Regions from separate parts of the Homo sapiens genome. Here region 2 is linked to region 1. The links are chromatin contacts, found by Hi-C or POLR2A ChIA-PET in ENCODE. All regions are on one chromosome and are shown on one strand. Each heading gives the region's core, a stretch centred on a gene start or an enhancer-like site at or near the end of the contact. The rest is flanking DNA. Distances are from core to core; before and after follow the strand shown. Region 1 has its middle 14 kb from the start of RPS14. Region 2 overlaps SYNPO (synaptopodin).

Region 1 (3,290 bases), core at 522-3,021:
ACAGGCTTGAGCCACTGCACCCGGCCACTTGATGCCAGATTTTCTTTTTGCAAGTTCCATTTTTCATCATGCAAACATAATTTCCCCAAGATCATGGTTTCTTCTTGTCAGAGTCATTGGTTGTTTGCCAGGCAAGCTCAACTTTGCCAGACACACAACTGCGGCGGGTGGGAGAATGTAGCTTCAGGGCCTCCCCTCCTGCCCTGACAGGCCTGATTGTTTACTCCCAGGAATTTGCATTACTTGGATTTGGAATCCCTGTCGGTAGGCCTCTCTGACAGCATACCCTAAGCATCTGCCATCAGGGCAGGATGATGTCATGATGAAGGGCCCGGACTCCGGAGCCAGGCAGAGCTAAGTTCAAATCCAGACTCCTCCACTTACTTGCTGTGTGATCTTGGCTGAGGCACTTAGTCTCCCTAAGCAAGCCTCAGTTTTCTCATCTGCAAAACAGGACTAATAATAATAATAATCTTGCCTGCTTCATAGCATGTTGTGAAGATTGATTAAGAGAATGCAGCCAGGCGCAGTGGCTCACACCTGTAATCCCAGCACTTTGGGAGGCCGAGGCAGGTGGATCATGAGGTCAGGAGTTCGAGACCAGCCTGGCCAATATGGTGAAACCCCGTCTCTACTAAAAATGCAAAAAACTAGCCAGCATGATAGCAGGTGCCTGTACTCCTCGCTACTCGGGAGGCTGAAGGGGAGAATCTCGCTTGAACCCGGGAGGCGAAGGTTGCAGTGAACCAAGATAGTGCCATTGCACTCCAGCCTGGGTGACAGAGCGAAACTCTGTCTCGGAAAAAAAAAAAAAAAAAAAGAGAATGCATGTAAAACACTCGGCATAGTACCTACCTCAATAAATGTTTGGCATTAATATCTAAGGCTGTGCTGTCTAACATGGCAGCCACTAGCTACACATGGTGGTTGAGCCCTTGAAATGTGGCTAGTCCAAATGGAAGTGTGCTATAAGTGGAAATATATAAGGGACCAGCCGGGCTCAGTGGCTCAGGCCTGTAATCCCAGCACTTTGAGAGGCTGAGGCGGGTGGATCACCTGAGTTCAGGAGTTCAAGACCAGCCTGACCAACATGGTGAAACCCTGTCTCTACTAAAAATACAAAAATTAGCCAGGTGTGGTGGTGGGTGCCTGTAATCCCAGCTACTTGGGAGGCTGAGACAGGAGAATTGCTTGAACCCGGGAGGTAGAGGTTGCAGTGAGACAAGATTGTGCCACTGCACTCCAGCCTGAGTGACAGAGAGACTCCGTCTCAAAAAAAAAAAGTACAATGGATCTCAAACTTCACACAAAAAAAGTAAAACATCTTAATAATTTTTATATTGATTATATGTTGGAATGAAAATATTTTGAACATATTGGGTTACATGAAATATATTATTAAAATTAATGTCATTTTGTGATACTTTATCAGTGTGGCTACTGGAAAATTTGAAATTACACCTGTGGCTCACTTCTGTGGCTTGCATCATATTTCTTTGGTGCTAATTCTAGTGGGTTTTATTGTTGTTTTCAGTGGGGGGGAGGAGATCTGGTTTGGTTTGGGAGCATTTGAATTCCACTGGCTGCACCTTTCTCTTTTACATGGCATCTGAGGTGCAAGGGCTCTTCAGAGATCACAGAGATGCAATCTCCTTTTTGTAAAGATGAGGAAACGGAGGCACATAAGAAATGGATAGGCTGAGGGCCACTGAACCAGGGGTGGCAGAACCCAGATCAGAACTAAGACAGCAAGGCAGCACGCGGCTTCCTGTCAGAACAATGCTGCCACCTGGTGGCCACCTATATATGACTGATGTAAGCTCCCACGGCAACGGGGCTCCCTTCAGGGGCAGGACTCTGCTACCGTGTACTTCCCAGCCCTCTGAAGAGATGCTGAGACAGGGCGGGTCCTCCTCCTCCTCGACTTCCTTGGTAGCCTGATTGCACTGAGCCCCAGCCTGCTAGAAGTGAAAGAGTGTGGCGATTAAGGGCACGGTCTGTGGTTATAGACAAGCGTATGTAAGTTTGAATCCTTGCTCCTGCCCCTTTCCAGCTGTGTGCCCCTGGACGAGTCACTTAACCTCTCTGACCCTCAGTTTCCTCACATGTTAAATTTTGATAATAACAGTACTTACCTCAAAGCGACTGAATGAGGTAATACTTGTAATATGAGTCATAAATATTTATATGATACCAGGTACGCATTGTCTCAGGTGCTGGGACAGCAGTGACCTGAACGGAAAAGTCCAGTAGTCACCAAGCCCAGTGGTTCTCAAAATGTGGTCTCTGAACCATCAACATCAGCACTACTTGGGAACTTAGAAATACAAATCTTCAGACCGGGTGCGGTGGCTCATGCCTATAATCCCGGCATTTTGGAGGCTGGGTTGGGTAATCAATTGAGCCCTGGAGTTCAAGACCAGTGAGGGCAACATAGCAAGACCCCACCTCTAAATAAAGAAAAAGAAAGAAAGATGGAAGGAAGGAAGGAAGGAAGGAAGGAAGGAAGGAAGGAAGGAAGGAAGAGAAAGAAAGAAAGAAAGAGAAAAAAGAAAGAAAGAAAGAAAGAAAGAAAGAAAGAAAGAAAGAAAGAAAGAAAGAAAAAGAAAGAAAAGAAAGGAAGGAAGGAGGGAGGGAAGGAAAGAGGCAGGCAGGGAGGGAAGGAAGGAAGGAGAAAGAAAGAAGGAAAGAAAAAGAAAAAGGAAAGAAAGAAAGAAAAAGAAAGAAAGAAAAGAGAAAGAAAGGAAAGAAAGAAAAGAAGGAAGAAGGCAGGGAGGAAGGGAAGGCAGGCAGGCAGGCAGGCAGGCAGGCAGGCAGATATTCAGGCCTCCATCCCAGATCTACTGAATCAGAAACTCGGGGTGGGAGCCCAGCAATCTGAATCTGATGCATACTTGTTTGAGAACCACTGACTTGGTGATATAGATGTTAATACCAAGTTGGGCTAAGATCTACACATTTGGCCGCATACATGGATAAATAGCTTGAGAATGATGGGCAGAGGTGAGGGATGCTAATGGATCTGTGATGTCAGGGAAGTTTGTCTGATAAGGCGACAGTTTCCAGCAGAGATCTAAAAGTGAGTATCTAGAGGAAAGAGAAGAAGGTCATGCCATCTCCTCTTCAAGACTCTCCCTGTAGACTGTAGACTGCATTCATGACTCTGCTTACTTCTCACTGGCCACAACTTAGTTGTGTGAGTGACACTTAGCTGCCTGGGAGGGGGCTGGAAACTGTACTGTTTATTCCTTGTTTCTCTTAATTCTATGTTTCTTCTTTTTTTTCTATTT
Region 2 (3,290 bases), core at 407-2,906, 220 kb after region 1:
TAAACTTATATAAAAAGTAATATATTAAAAAGCCTTATTCCCATCTCCCTGCCCCAGCCTACTCTCTTGGCTGAAGAGCCAGGTTCCCCTGCCTCAATAGTTGCTGACTGGCTTGGGTCATGAGCTCTAGGCCCCACCTCCCTGCTCAGGGTGACACTGTGGTCAGATGAGAGGACACACAGAGCCCACCCTGACTTGGCATTTGGCCCTGAGACACTAGTCTCAGCCTCTATCTAGTTCTTCCCATGTGGCCCTGGGCCCGGGACCTCCCTCCCAGCTCCTCTCCCTAAGTCATGGGGAAACCGAAGCCTCCCTCAGCTAGCCTGACTGAAAGCTTCCCGGGATGTGCCACAGACAGAGCAGCTCCCAGTGCCTCAGACTGTGTGCCCTGTTCCTGTTCTCACCCCATTTCCTAACAGGTGACCATTTTGGTTAGTTTCATGTATATCCTTCTAGTATTTTTTTTAAATTGAGACAGAGTCTCGCTGTGTTGCCCAGGCTGGAGTGCGGTGGCACGATGTCGGCTCACTGCAACCTCCGCCTCTGAGGTTCAAGCGATCCTCCTGCCTCAGCCCCCGCAGTAGCTGGGACTACAGGCACGCGCCACCGTGCCACTAATTTTTGTATTTTTAGTAGAGACAGGGTTTCTGCATGTTGGCCAGGCTGGTCTCGAACTCCTGACCTCAGGTGATCCACCCGCCTCGGCCTCCCAAAGTGCTGGGACTACAGGCGCGGGCCACCGCGCCAAGCCCTTCTGGTATTTCTTTATGGTAATCAACATCTATTGAGCACTTTCTTCCAAGGAATGTGCCGATATATGTAATGTTCTTTTCCATCAGTTATCTCATTTAACCCTCACAACAACCCTATAAGGTTAAGTACTGTTATCACACCCCATTTTACAGAAGCAGAAACTGAAGCCCAGAGGGGTGAAGTAACTTGCCCAAGCTCAGTTAGTAAGTTAAGGCGGCTCTCTCCAAAGCGAGTCTTCTTAACACGGAGGCAGACACAAGACAGCGGGGACTCTTCAGGCGTTCCGGGCTGAGAGTTTGGGCGCCTGCGTTTTATTGCAGGCACTACCTGACTTGGATCGGTGGCTTCCCTTCTCGGTGTAATGGACAAATCGGACTCCGTCCCTTCCTAAAGCCCGGTGTGGAAGACCTCAGCACTAATGCCTGCCCCACCCTCTCTGCTCTCTCCCCAGGACCGCCGGGAGAGCCTGCCCACCTCCCCACCCTGGACGCCGGGCGCGTCCCGGCCCCCCAGCAGCCTAGACGGCTGGGTGAGCCCGGGCCCGTGGGAGCCAGGTCGCGGGAGCAGCATGAGCAGCCCCCCGCCGCTGCCGCCGCCACCGCCCATGTCTCCCTCGTGGAGCGAGCGCTCGGTGTCCCCGCTGCGACCTGAGACCGAGGCGCGGCCCCCCAGCCGCCAGCTGCAGGCGCTTCTGGCGCGAAACATCATCAATGCGGCCCGGCGCAAGAGCGCCTCCCCGCGGTCGGCGGGCGCCGAGAACCCGCGGCCCTTCTCCCCGCCGAGGGCGCCACCGCCCCCGCCCCCGCCCCCGCCCCCGCCCCCGCGCATGCGCTCGCCACAGCCCGCCCGCCCCGGCTCGGCTGCTGTGCCGGGGGCAGCCTTCGCGCCCATCCCGCGGAGCCCGTTGCCCGCCGGTCCTTCGTCCTGCACCAGTCCCCGGAGCCCGCTGCCCGCGCCTCCCAGGCCCTTCCTCTACCGCCGCTCGCCCACGGACTCCGACGTGTCCCTCGACTCCGAGGACTCCGGGGCTAAGTCTCCAGGCATCCTGGGCTACAATATCTGTCCCCGCGGGTGGAATGGCAGCCTTCGGCTCAAGCGTGGCAGCCTCCCCGCCGAGGCCTCCTGCACCACCTAGAGCCCCACCCCCGACCCCACCCCGGGAGGGCAGAGCCAGAAGAAGGCTCATTAGACCTGGGGGACCCAAAGGGTCTGGCCTCTTTGGGCAGCCCCAGAGATGAGGGGTCAGCAGAGGAGAGCTCTGGGGTTGGGGATGGGTTAGGGACGCAAGCTTGAGTTCTAGCCCTTGCTCTCATTCAGCTGTTGTGTGACCCTGGGTAAGACCCTTCCTTGTTTGACCCTCAGCTTTCCCATCTGTTTAATGGTGGCTTTGGCCAAGGCAATCCACAAACGTCAAAATTCCCCTTCCCATCAGTACACACACCGATGCACACACACTCTCTCTTTCTCTCTCTCTCTCTCTCACACACACACACACACACACACACACACACACACACACACACACTAGTTAGTGCCTTGGATGAGGCGGGGCAGTGTGTATATGGACCCCTGGACTTGCTACCTTCAGGGTTCCATACTCGTCCCTCCCCTCCTGGCTCTGCTGTCTGGAGTCTGGCAAGCGGGGTGTGTTCAGAAGGTCCTAGGCCTGTGTCGCATGTCCAGGCACTGGCCTGACCATCCGGCTCCCTGGCACCAAGTCCCAGGCAGGAGCAGCTGTTTTCCATCCCTTCCCAGACAAGCTCTATTTTTATCACAATGACCTTTAGAGAGGTCTCCCAGGCCAGCTCAAGGTGTCCCACTATCCCCTCTGGAGGGAAGAGGCAGGAAAATTCTCCCCGGGTCCCTGTCATGCTACTTTCTCCATCCCAGTTCAGACTGTCCAGGACATCTTATCTGCAGCCATAAGAGAATTATAAGGCAGTGATTTCCCTTAGGCCCAGGACTTGGGCCTCCAGCTCATCTGTTCCTTCTGGGCCCATTCATGGCAGGTTCTGGGCTCAAAGCTGAACTGGGGAGAGAAGAGATACAGAGCTACCATGTGACTTTACCTGATTGCCCTCAGTTTGGGGTTGCTTATTGGGAAAGAGAGAGACAAAGAGTTACTTGTTACGGGAAATATGAAAAGCATGGCCAGGATGCATAGAGGAGATTCTAGCAGGGGACAGGATTGGCTCAGATGACCCCTGAGGGCTCTTCCAGTCTTGAAATGCATTCCATGATATTAGGAAGTCGGGGGTGGGTGGTGGTGGTGGGCTAGTTGGGCTTGAATTTAGGGGCCGATGAGCTTGGGTACGTGAGCAGGGTGTTAAGTTAGGGTCTGCCTGTATTTCTGGTCCCCTTGGAAATGTCCCCTTCTTCAGTGTCAGACCTCAGTCCCAGTGTCCATATCGTGCCCAGAAAAGTAGACATTATCCTGCCCCATCCCTTCCCCAGTGCACTCTGACCTAGCTAGTGCCTGGTGCCCAGTGACCTGGGGGAGCCTGGCTGCAGGCCCTCACTGGTTCCCTAAACCTTGG

Evidence for each region. A loop is a pair of places that touch in the nucleus more often than their neighbours do. ChIA-PET counts read pairs that join two places held with the same protein, here RNA polymerase II (POLR2A). Pooled maps may share reads with other maps.
Region 2: a pooled map shows a loop between it and region 1 (4-fold over the local background). The contact joins two enhancer-like sites. A Hi-C loop is called at or near these places in 2 of 168 maps with a recorded cell type or tissue (B cell and naive thymus-derived CD4-positive, alpha-beta T cell), 1 of 37 single-sample maps with no recorded cell type and 8 of 50 pooled maps. POLR2A ChIA-PET finds 5 or more read pairs at or near these places in 6 of 52 experiments (H1, HepG2, K562 and 3 more).

What each region holds. Positions count from the first base shown.
Region 1 is chr5:150,434,465-150,437,754 of GRCh38, forward strand. No RefSeq gene overlaps it. Among named protein-coding and RNA genes, the nearest start is that of RPS14, 14 kb to the right of the region's middle. RefSeq lists a silencer at 2,928-3,128. Within about 2 kb of position 1,772, at least 2 of the 41 ENCODE cell types and tissues checked have a DNase peak (open chromatin) inside an H3K27ac peak, as active enhancers do.
Region 2 is chr5:150,655,200-150,658,489 of GRCh38, forward strand. It overlaps SYNPO (synaptopodin), which reads left to right. Exons shown (of 3, transcript NM_007286.6): 3 at 1,205-3,290. The coding sequence ends at 1,888. Among named protein-coding and RNA genes, the nearest start is that of MYOZ3, 4.4 kb to the right of the region's middle. RefSeq lists silencers at 1,183-1,402, 1,543-1,602. Within about 2 kb of position 1,657, at least 19 of the 41 ENCODE cell types and tissues checked have a DNase peak (open chromatin) inside an H3K27ac peak, as active enhancers do.